2 separate regions of the Homo sapiens genome follow, and region 1 is linked to region 2. Evidence: read pairs that join two places in POLR2A ChIA-PET (ENCODE). Cell type or tissue: GM12878. All regions are shown on one strand. Each heading gives the region's core, and the rest is flanking DNA. Links, peaks and the distances in the headings are about the cores only. Region 1 overlaps EIF3J (eukaryotic translation initiation factor 3 subunit J). Region 2 overlaps PATL2 (PAT1 homolog 2).

The links. ChIA-PET counts read pairs that join two places held together with the same protein. Peaks named below come from ENCODE experiments on the same cell type or tissue, not always from the same donor. Only the 100,000 strongest peaks of a DNase experiment are listed, where the experiment ranks them.
Region 1: POLR2A ChIA-PET joins it to region 2 with 6 read pairs; 3 of 35 experiments call an interaction of 5 or more read pairs at or near these places.

The regions. Positions count from the first base shown.
Region 1 is chr15:44,544,488-44,548,873 of GRCh38, reverse strand. All of the region lies in intron 2 of EIF3J (eukaryotic translation initiation factor 3 subunit J), which reads right to left. Among named protein-coding and RNA genes, the nearest start is that of EIF3J, 9.5 kb to the right of the region's middle. In GM12878, for the core only: a CTCF peak has its summit at 2,809; a DNase peak (open chromatin) is centred at 2,305; H3K4me3 peaks cover 1,703 bases; H3K27ac peaks cover 1,382 bases.
Region 2 is chr15:44,680,778-44,685,168 of GRCh38, reverse strand. All of the region lies in intron 3 of PATL2 (PAT1 homolog 2), which reads left to right. Among named protein-coding and RNA genes, the nearest start is that of SPG11, 19 kb to the right of the region's middle. In GM12878, for the core only: no CTCF peak of the experiment used is centred there; a DNase peak (open chromatin) is centred at 1,758; H3K4me3 peaks cover 406 bases; H3K27ac peaks cover 1,142 bases.

The DNA.
Region 1 (4,386 bases), core at 387-4,386, 140 kb after region 2:
CCAAAGTTCATGTGATGAAATCTCCAATCCAACAGTGTTGAGAAGTAGGGTCTTTTAGAAATGATTAGAGGCAAAGCCCTCATGAATGAATTATTAATACCTTTATATTAGGAGTAGATATCTGATAAAAGGATGAGTTCTGACACCTCCTGCAATCCTTTGTGCTCTTTTGCCCTTCTGCCCCAGGATAATAGAGCAAGAAGGCCCTCGCCAGATGCCAGCACCTTGATACTGGACTTCTCAGCCTCCATAACCATAAGAAATAAATCTGTTGTTTATACAATACCCAGTCTATTGCATTCTATTGCAGCAAAAAACATTTTAAGATACCTTGTGACTTACCATATACTAAATTTTCATATGTACTTGGTCTATTTCTGGGCTTTTGATCCTATCCCACTAGTCTACTGTCTCTCCATATAACGGTACCATACTGGGTTTTTTTGGTCTTGTTTTTTGAGACGGAGTTTCACTCTTGTCGCCCAGGTTGGAGTGCAATGGCGCGATCTCAGCTTACTGCAACCTCTGCCTCCTGGGTTCAAGTGACTCTCCAGCCTCAGCCTCTGGAGTAGCTGGGATTACAGGTGTCCACCATCATGCCGGGCTAATTTTTGTATTTTTAGTAGAGACGGGGTTTCTCCATGTTGACCAGGCTGGTCTCGAACTCCTGACATCAGGTGATCCTCAGCCTCCCAAAGTGCTGGGATTGCAGGCGTGAGCCACCATGCCCAGCCGGTACTGTTTTAATTACAGAGGCTTTACTTTAATGTCAGCTAGAGCTAGTCCTTCCTTGTAGGTTTTCAGATTTTTTAGTGTTTTCTTGGCCTTTCTTGCATGTTTTGTTTTTCCATATGAACCCTCATATCAACTTATCTAACTTCATAAGAAAGCTTCTCCATTAGCAGTTAGGACAACCTAGCTGAAATCAATAGCCTCTCTGAAAGTGATTCAGTTATTAATAAATAAAAACTGAGAGAACTTTATAGTTCTTACTTCCCCCCAAATGTAAAAAGCATCCTATACTCTGGCCAATAGCTCATTTATTTCAAGTAGTATTCCATACAACATAAGCCTGGTTAATGAATTAAGTCTATATAATTCTAAAGCCCACTATTAAAAAGGAGTCAGGCCGGGTGCGTGGCTCATGCCTGTAATCCCAGCACTTTGGGAGGCTGAGGTGGGCGGATCACGAGGTCAGGAGTTTGAGACCAGCCTGGCCAACATAGTGAAACCCTGTCTCTACTAAAAATACAAAAAATTAGCTGGGCGTGGTGGCAGACACCTATAATCCCAACTACTTGGGGGCTGAGGCAGGAGAATCACTTGAACCCAGGAGTGGGAGGTTGCAGTGAGCCAAGATTGTGCCACTGCACTCCAGCCCAGGTGACAGTGCGGCGAGACTTCGTCTCAAAAAAAAAAAAAAAAAAAAAAAAGAATCAAGGCCGGCTTACGCCTGTAATCCCAACACTTTGGGAGGCCAAGGCAGGCAGATCACCTGAGGTCGGGAATGCAAGACCAGCCTGACCAACATGGAGAAACCCCGTCTCTACTAAAAATACAAAATTAGCTGGGTGTGGTGGCACATGCCTGTAATCCCAGCTACTCGGGAGGCTGAGGCAGGAAAATTGCTTGAACCCAGGAGACAGAGGCTGTGGTGAGCCGAGATCGCGCCATTGCACTCCAGCCTGGGCAACAAGAATGAAACTCCGTCTCACAAAAAAAAGTCAACAGCTAATCAAGCCTTCATGGATCCCACTCTCTAACTCAGGGCACTTTAATCCCAGCACTTTGGGAGGCCGAGGCAGGCAGATCACTTGAGACCAGGAGTTCCGAGACCAGCCTGGCCAACATGATGAAACCCCGTTTATACTAAAAAATACAAAAATTAGGTGGGCATGGTGGTGCACGCCCGTAATCCTAGCCACTCAGGATGCTGAGGAACAAGAATCATTTGAGCACAGGAGGCGAAGCTGCAGTGAGCCAGGATCGAGCCACTGCACTCCAGCCTAGGCAACAGAGACTCTGTCTCAAAAAAAAAAAAAAAAAAAAAAAAAAAAGATCTATACTCTGTTTTTTCTATGCCTAACTCAATCATTGAGCTAAATATAAACCAATTATCAAACACAATTTTCTAAAAGCTCCACAGAACTTAGAAGGCTCAAGTTTAATAGGGACAGACACAGCCCTATGATTAAAGATGGCTTTAATCATAGGTAGCCTGGCCATTGTCTCAGCAGCCACCAGGCACACTATGACATGCCATTTGAAGCTGAGTGGCAAGATGGCAAAAGCAGGGCAAGAGGCCCTGATGCTACTAAAGAAGCAAAGGCTGACTAGTATGACTAATATGCCACAATATGACACCAAGCTTCTGGTTTCATAACACGACAGATCACAAATTTGTATCAGTCTAGGAATATAAACTAACCAAGCCTTGGTTCTTAATAAAAATCTCTAAGTCCAGTAAAGAAATTAAAAATTCAACATCCTGATTAAGGCTGTCATACAGTCTGCAAGCATAATTAAAGGAACTTTGTATTAAAAAGTAAGTGTATTTTTATATTCATCTTACTTCAGCAATTTAACCCACAGCTCGCAGTTTTAACAGATTGAAAGCAAACCAGCTAGTCATTATTTGAGTAACTGTGATACTAGAGTTAGAAATTAGAGATCAAACGTTTGTATTTCGCCGTTAGTTTGCTAAGTGCTATACATCACAGTACAAAAGGAACCAAAGAGCTAAAAATAAAAGTGAATTACTAGGCATTTTTTGTTGTTTAAATCTTCACAGAACACAGGAAGGCTGGATCTGTGAGTGATAGGGGGCAGTGTTTCAGATAGGAGGACCATTTGCTTACTTCCAGAAGATGCATATTTAAAACCCTTCTGAGAAACAGGTGTAGTAACAAGGTTAATTCTCACAACAGTCCTGTAAGAAGGTAGTGTTATTCCCCCATTTTAAAGAAAAGGAAACCCAGGCCCAGACATAGCCAACCCACAATCTCAGTGAAAAACTAAGGGACCTGCTCTGAATGGACCAAAGTTCTTTAAAGTGTCATAGGTATAAAGTTACAGTTAGAAGAATAAGTTCTGGTGTTCTATTACACAGTACGGTGATTATAGCTAATAACAATGTTATATATTTCAAGATAGTTCCATAAGAAAATTTTGAATGTTAACACCACAAAGAAATGATAAATGTTTAAAGTGATGAAATGGTAATTACAATGTATACATGCATTGAAACATCACAATATACCCCATAAATATGTACATTATTTGCCAATTATAAAAACTAATTTTAAAAAAGTTTTAAATAACTAAACATTTGACTGACCTTTTTATTGAAAATAAAATGATTTACTTTTTTAAAAAGCATGTTTTAAACACTTGCTTACAAAGTTCACGGTTTAGTAGAGTTCAATTCACTGTAATAAAGCAGCTTACAACACATCTTTAGAGTAACATGCTGAGATACATCCTTTAAATGTATACATGTAAACAGCTTCATTTAAGGCTTTAAACACAATGTTAAGGAAGGTCTTTAAAAAGCATGTTTTAAACACTTGCTTACAAAATTCACAGTCTGGTAAACAATTTAATTCGCTGGAATAAAGCAATTCCAATGCAATTCCAATGCAAAATAATAAAAATAAAAATAGTATTATAGTAAATATGACTTCTTCCCTGAGTCCTGAAGTATAAAATAACTAACTGGGAACTAAGTCCCTCTCCTGGGAACTCTGGGAATCTCATAAAGAGAAGGATTATTACACATATTAAGATATGCCCAGCTAGAGGTATACTGGTTACCAAACTTCTCACCTTAAATTGCCTGTAGTGGTTCTCTACTGATCTTTTTTTTTTTTTTGAGATGGAGTCTCACTGTGTCGCCAGGCTGGAGTGCAGTGGCGCAATCTCAGCTCACTGCAACCTCCGCCTCCTAGGTTCAAGCAATTTTCCTGCCTCAGCCTCCTGAGTAGTTGGGACTACAGGTATGCACCACCATGCCTAGCTAATTTTTGTGTTTTTAGTAGAGACCGGGTTTCACCATGTTGGCCAGGATAATCTTGATCTCTTGACCTCGTGATCCACCCACCTCAGCCTCCCAAAGTGCTGGGATTACAGGCGTGCCTGGCCCCTCCCACCTTTTTTTTTTTTTTTTTTTTTAAATGGAGTTTTGCTCTTATTGCCCAGGCTGGAGTGCAATGGCACGATCTCAGCTCACCGCAACCTCTGCCTCCTGGGTTCAAGCGATTCTCCTGCCTCAGCCTCCCAAGTGGCTGGGATTACAGGCATGTGCTACCACGAACTGGCTAATTTTGTATTTTTAGTAGAGATGGGTTTCTCCATGTTGGTCAGGCTGGTCCTGAACTCCCGACCTCA
Region 2 (4,391 bases), core at 147-4,146:
TGTTGATGGTCTTTACAATTTGGTATGTTTTTGCAATGGCTGGTATCGGTTGTTCCTTTCCATGTTTAGTGCTTCCTTCAGGAGCTCTTGTAAGGCAGGCCTGTTGGTGACAAAATCTCTCAGCATTTGCTTGTCTGTAAAGGATTTTATTTCTCCTTCACTTATGAAGCTTAGTTTGGCTGGATATGAAATTCTGGGTTGAAAATTCTTTCCTTGAAGAATGTTAAATATTGGTCCCAACTCTCTTCTGGATTGTAGGGTTTCTGCAGAGAGATCCACTGTTAGTCTGATGGACTTACCTTTCTGGGTAACCCAACCTTTCTCTCTGGCTGCTCTTAACATTTTTTCCTTCATTTCAACCTTGGTGGATCTGATGATTATGTGTCTTGGGGTTGCTCTTCTCGAGGAATATCTTCGTGGTGTTCTCCATATTTCCTGAATTTGAATGTTGGCCTGTCTTGCTAGGTTGGGGAAGTTCTCCTGGATAATATCCTGAAGAGTGTTTTCCAGCTTGTTTCCATTCTCCCCATCACTTTCGGGTACACCAATCAAATGTAGATTTGGTCTTTTCCACATAGTGCCATATTTCTCAGAGGCTTTGTTCATTACTTTTCATTTTTTTTTTCTAATCTTGTCGTCTTGCTTTATTTCATTAAGCTGATCTTCAATCGCCGGTATTCCTTCTTCTGCTTGATCAATTCAGCTATTAATACTTGTGAATGCTTCACAAAGTTCTTGTGCTGTGTTTTTCAGCTCTATCAGGTCATTTATGTTCTTCTCTAAACTAGTTATTCTAGTTAGCAATTCCTCCAACCTTTTTTCAAGCTTCTTAGCTTCCTTGCATTGGGTTAGAACATGCTCCTTTAGCTTGGAGCAGTTTGTTATTACCCACCTTCTGAAGCCTCTTCTGTCAATTCATCAAACTCATTCTCTGTCCACTTTTGTTCCCTTGCTGGAAGGAGTTGTGATCCTTTGGAGGAGAAGGGATGTTCTGGTTTTTAGAATTTTCAGCCTTTTTGTGCTGGTTTTTCCTCATCTTCATGGATTTATCTACCTTTGGTCTTTGATGTTGGTAACCTTCGGATGGGGTTTCTGTGTGGATTTTTTTTTTTTTTATGTTGATGCTATTCCTTTCTGTTTGTTAGTTTTCCTTCTAACAGTCAGGCCCCTCTGCTGCAGGTCTGTTGGAGTTTGCTGGAGGTCCACTCCAGACCCTGTTTTCCTGGGTATCACCAGCGGAGACTGCAGAACGGCAAAGATTGCTGCTTGTTCCTTCCTCTGGAATTTTTGTCCCAGAGGGGCACCCACAAGATGCCAGCCGGAGCTCTCCTGTATGAAGTGTCTGTCGACCCCTGCTGGGAGGTGTCTCCCAGTCAGGAGGCATGGGGGTCAGGGACACACTTGAGGAGGCAGTCTGTCCCTCAGCAGAGCTTGAGCACTATGCTGGGAGATCCGCTGCTCTCTTCAGAGTCAGCAGGCAGGAATGTTTAAGTCTGCTGAAGCTGTGCCCACAGCTGCCCCTTCTACCAGGTGCTCTGTCTGTCCCAGGGAGATGGGAGTTTTATCTATAAGCCCCTGACTGGGGCTACTGCCTTTCTTTCAGAGATACCCTGCCCAGAGAGGAGGAATCTAGAGAGGCAGTCTGGCTACAGCAGCTTTGCGGAGCTGCAGTGGACTCCACCCAGTTTGAACTTCCTGGTGGCTTTGTTTACACTGTGAGGTGAAAACCACCTACTCAAGCCTCAGTAATGGCAAACGCCCCTCCCCCCACCAAGCTCAAGTGTCCCAGCTTGACTTCAGACTGCTGTGCTGGCAGTGAGAATTTCAAGCCAGTGCATCTCAGCTTGCTGGGCTCTGTGGGGGTGGGATCCACTGAGCTAGACCACTTGGCTCCCTGGCTTCAGCACCCTTTCCAGAGGAGTGAATGGTTCTGTCTCGCTGGCATGCCAGACGCCACTGGGGTATGAAAAAAAAAACTGCAGCTAGCTCAGTGTCTGCCCAAACAGCTGCCCAGTTTTGTGCTTGAAACCCAAGGCCCTGGTGGCATAGGCACCTGAGGGAATCTCCTGTTCTGTGGGTTGTGAAGAGGATGGGAAAAGCGTAGTATCTGGGTCAGAGTGCACCGTCCCTCAAGGCACAGTCCCTCACAGTCCCTTGGCTAGGAGAGGGAGTTCCCCAACCCCTTGCACTTCCCGGGTAAGGCAATGCCCCACCCTGCTTTGGCTCACCCTCCGTGGGCTGCACCCACTGTCTAACCAGTCCCAGTGAGATGAGCTGGGTACCTCAGTTGGAAATGCAGAAATCACCCACTTTCTGTGTTGATCTCTCTTGGAGCTACAGACCAGAGCTATTCCTATTTGGCCATCTTGCCAGCCACCGTTTTGAGATTTTTTTTATGTTTAAATCTTTGCTCCATCTAGCATTTACTTTGGCATAAATATGTCTTCAATATAGAAGTTTAACTTTCTTTAGTGAAATCTACGTATCTTTTCTTTTATGATTTCTGGCTTAGATATTCTGGTTTGTTTCTTGGAATGAAATTTCTTGGGAAGAACGTGAGGAGTGAGCTGGAGTAGGACACACCCAGGTGGCTGGCAAGAAACCCCTCTGAAGAAGTCTCTCTCTCAGGGAAAGGTCCATAATTTTCCATTCCAGTTCAGCTCAGTCAACATCTACTAAGAACCTACTCTGTTCCAGAGACTGTGTTAAGTGCCAGGGGCACAGAGATGAGGAACATCTCTGCTTGCAAGTGGGAGTGACAAATTTAGAAACAGAATGACGACACAGTGTGGTAGGTGCAATGAGCAAAAAGCATAAGGATCAGTGAGCACACATAAGGGTGCCTATCCCAGGCTGGAAGGGAAAAGCCTATCTGAGAAGGCCTCCTGGAGGAGATGAATCCTGGGCCGAGTTTGTTTTTCCCATTTGAATAACTAGAATATTAGAATAAGACCATTCAATAAAGACAATTCTGAAATCACCTTCCAATTAAAACAACTCTTACTTTGTAACTTCATGTTGCTTATATGACATAATGCACAGCATATTACCTGCTAAGATACACACTTTCAATATCATTGGAAAGACAGAACTGGAACAGAAAGCTGCCTTAATCAACAACAGAATATAGCTCCCAGACCAAGGGCGAGAGGTCTCCAGTGTAGGGACAACCTGGTGCACAGCGATTACGAGAGAAGGCTAAAGTGGAACCCTAATTTCTCCATGCAGCTAAAAGCAGTTTACTATTTCTGAAACTCAATCTAGAAGGTAGGGAACTTTAAGATAGGAGACTGGTTGCTTTCTATGACAGTCAGGGCCAGATTGTAAAGGGGCTTATGCTTTATGTAAAGAATGGGACATGAGAAACACTGAGGTGTTGTAAGTTGAGGGGTGTCTGATCTGACAAAACAACTTGGAAATCATCAGCATGAGATGAGATTGCCCAGGGATATCAGGTTGCAGAGGATTTAACCTTTGCAGATCCTTGATCCCTTTGAGGATGTGATAAAAGCTACAGATGCTCTTTCCAGAAAAACAAACATACTGAAAACCACACCAACATATACACAATTTCAGGGGATCCTCAGATTAAGAATATTTGATATATAGAGGACTGAGAAGTAGCCTGAGGAAGCGGATATTCAAAGGATGGGAAGAAGATGAGGGGAGCAGGAAAAGGGCCAAAGAAAAATGACCCAAGAGGTACTGGAAGAGCCAGGAGACAAGTGTTGGGAAGCTGTGGGAGCACAGAGATCCAAGGAGGATGTGATCAGCAGTGTTGAATGCTGTAGAGATGTCAGCTAAGGTCAGGACTGAAACATGTCTTTTGCACTTACAGTTAAGAAATCACAGCCGAGAGAAGTGGCTCACATCTGTAATCCCAGCACTTTGGGAGGCCAAGGTGGGAGGACGACTTGAGCCCAGGAGTTTGAGACCAGTCTGGGCAAAAAAGCGAGACGCCATCTCTATAAAAATTTTAAAAATTAGCTGGGTGTGGTGGTGTATGCCGTAGTCCCAGCTACTTGGAAGGTTGAGGCAGGAGTCCAGAAGTTCAAGTTTGCAGTGAGCTATAATCGTGCCACTGCACTCCAGTCTGGGTGAAAGAGCGAGACCCCATCTCTAAAACTAAAAAGAAAGAAAGAAAAATCACTGGTAATGGTATTGAGAAAAGTCTCTGCGGAGTAACTAGTAATGTTAGCTCCAGATATACTTTTTCAAGCCCGAGAATTATATAGGTGGCATCTAGGTGGAAGTAAGGGTAGGGGACTTGTCTTGACCCTGCATTTGCAGAGAACTAATACGTCAAATAATTGTCAATTGTCCAGAAAAAGTGTTGAAGGGGCTTATGGAGATTATGTCTGTTTGTCCCTGTTGCCACCACTATAATGGAG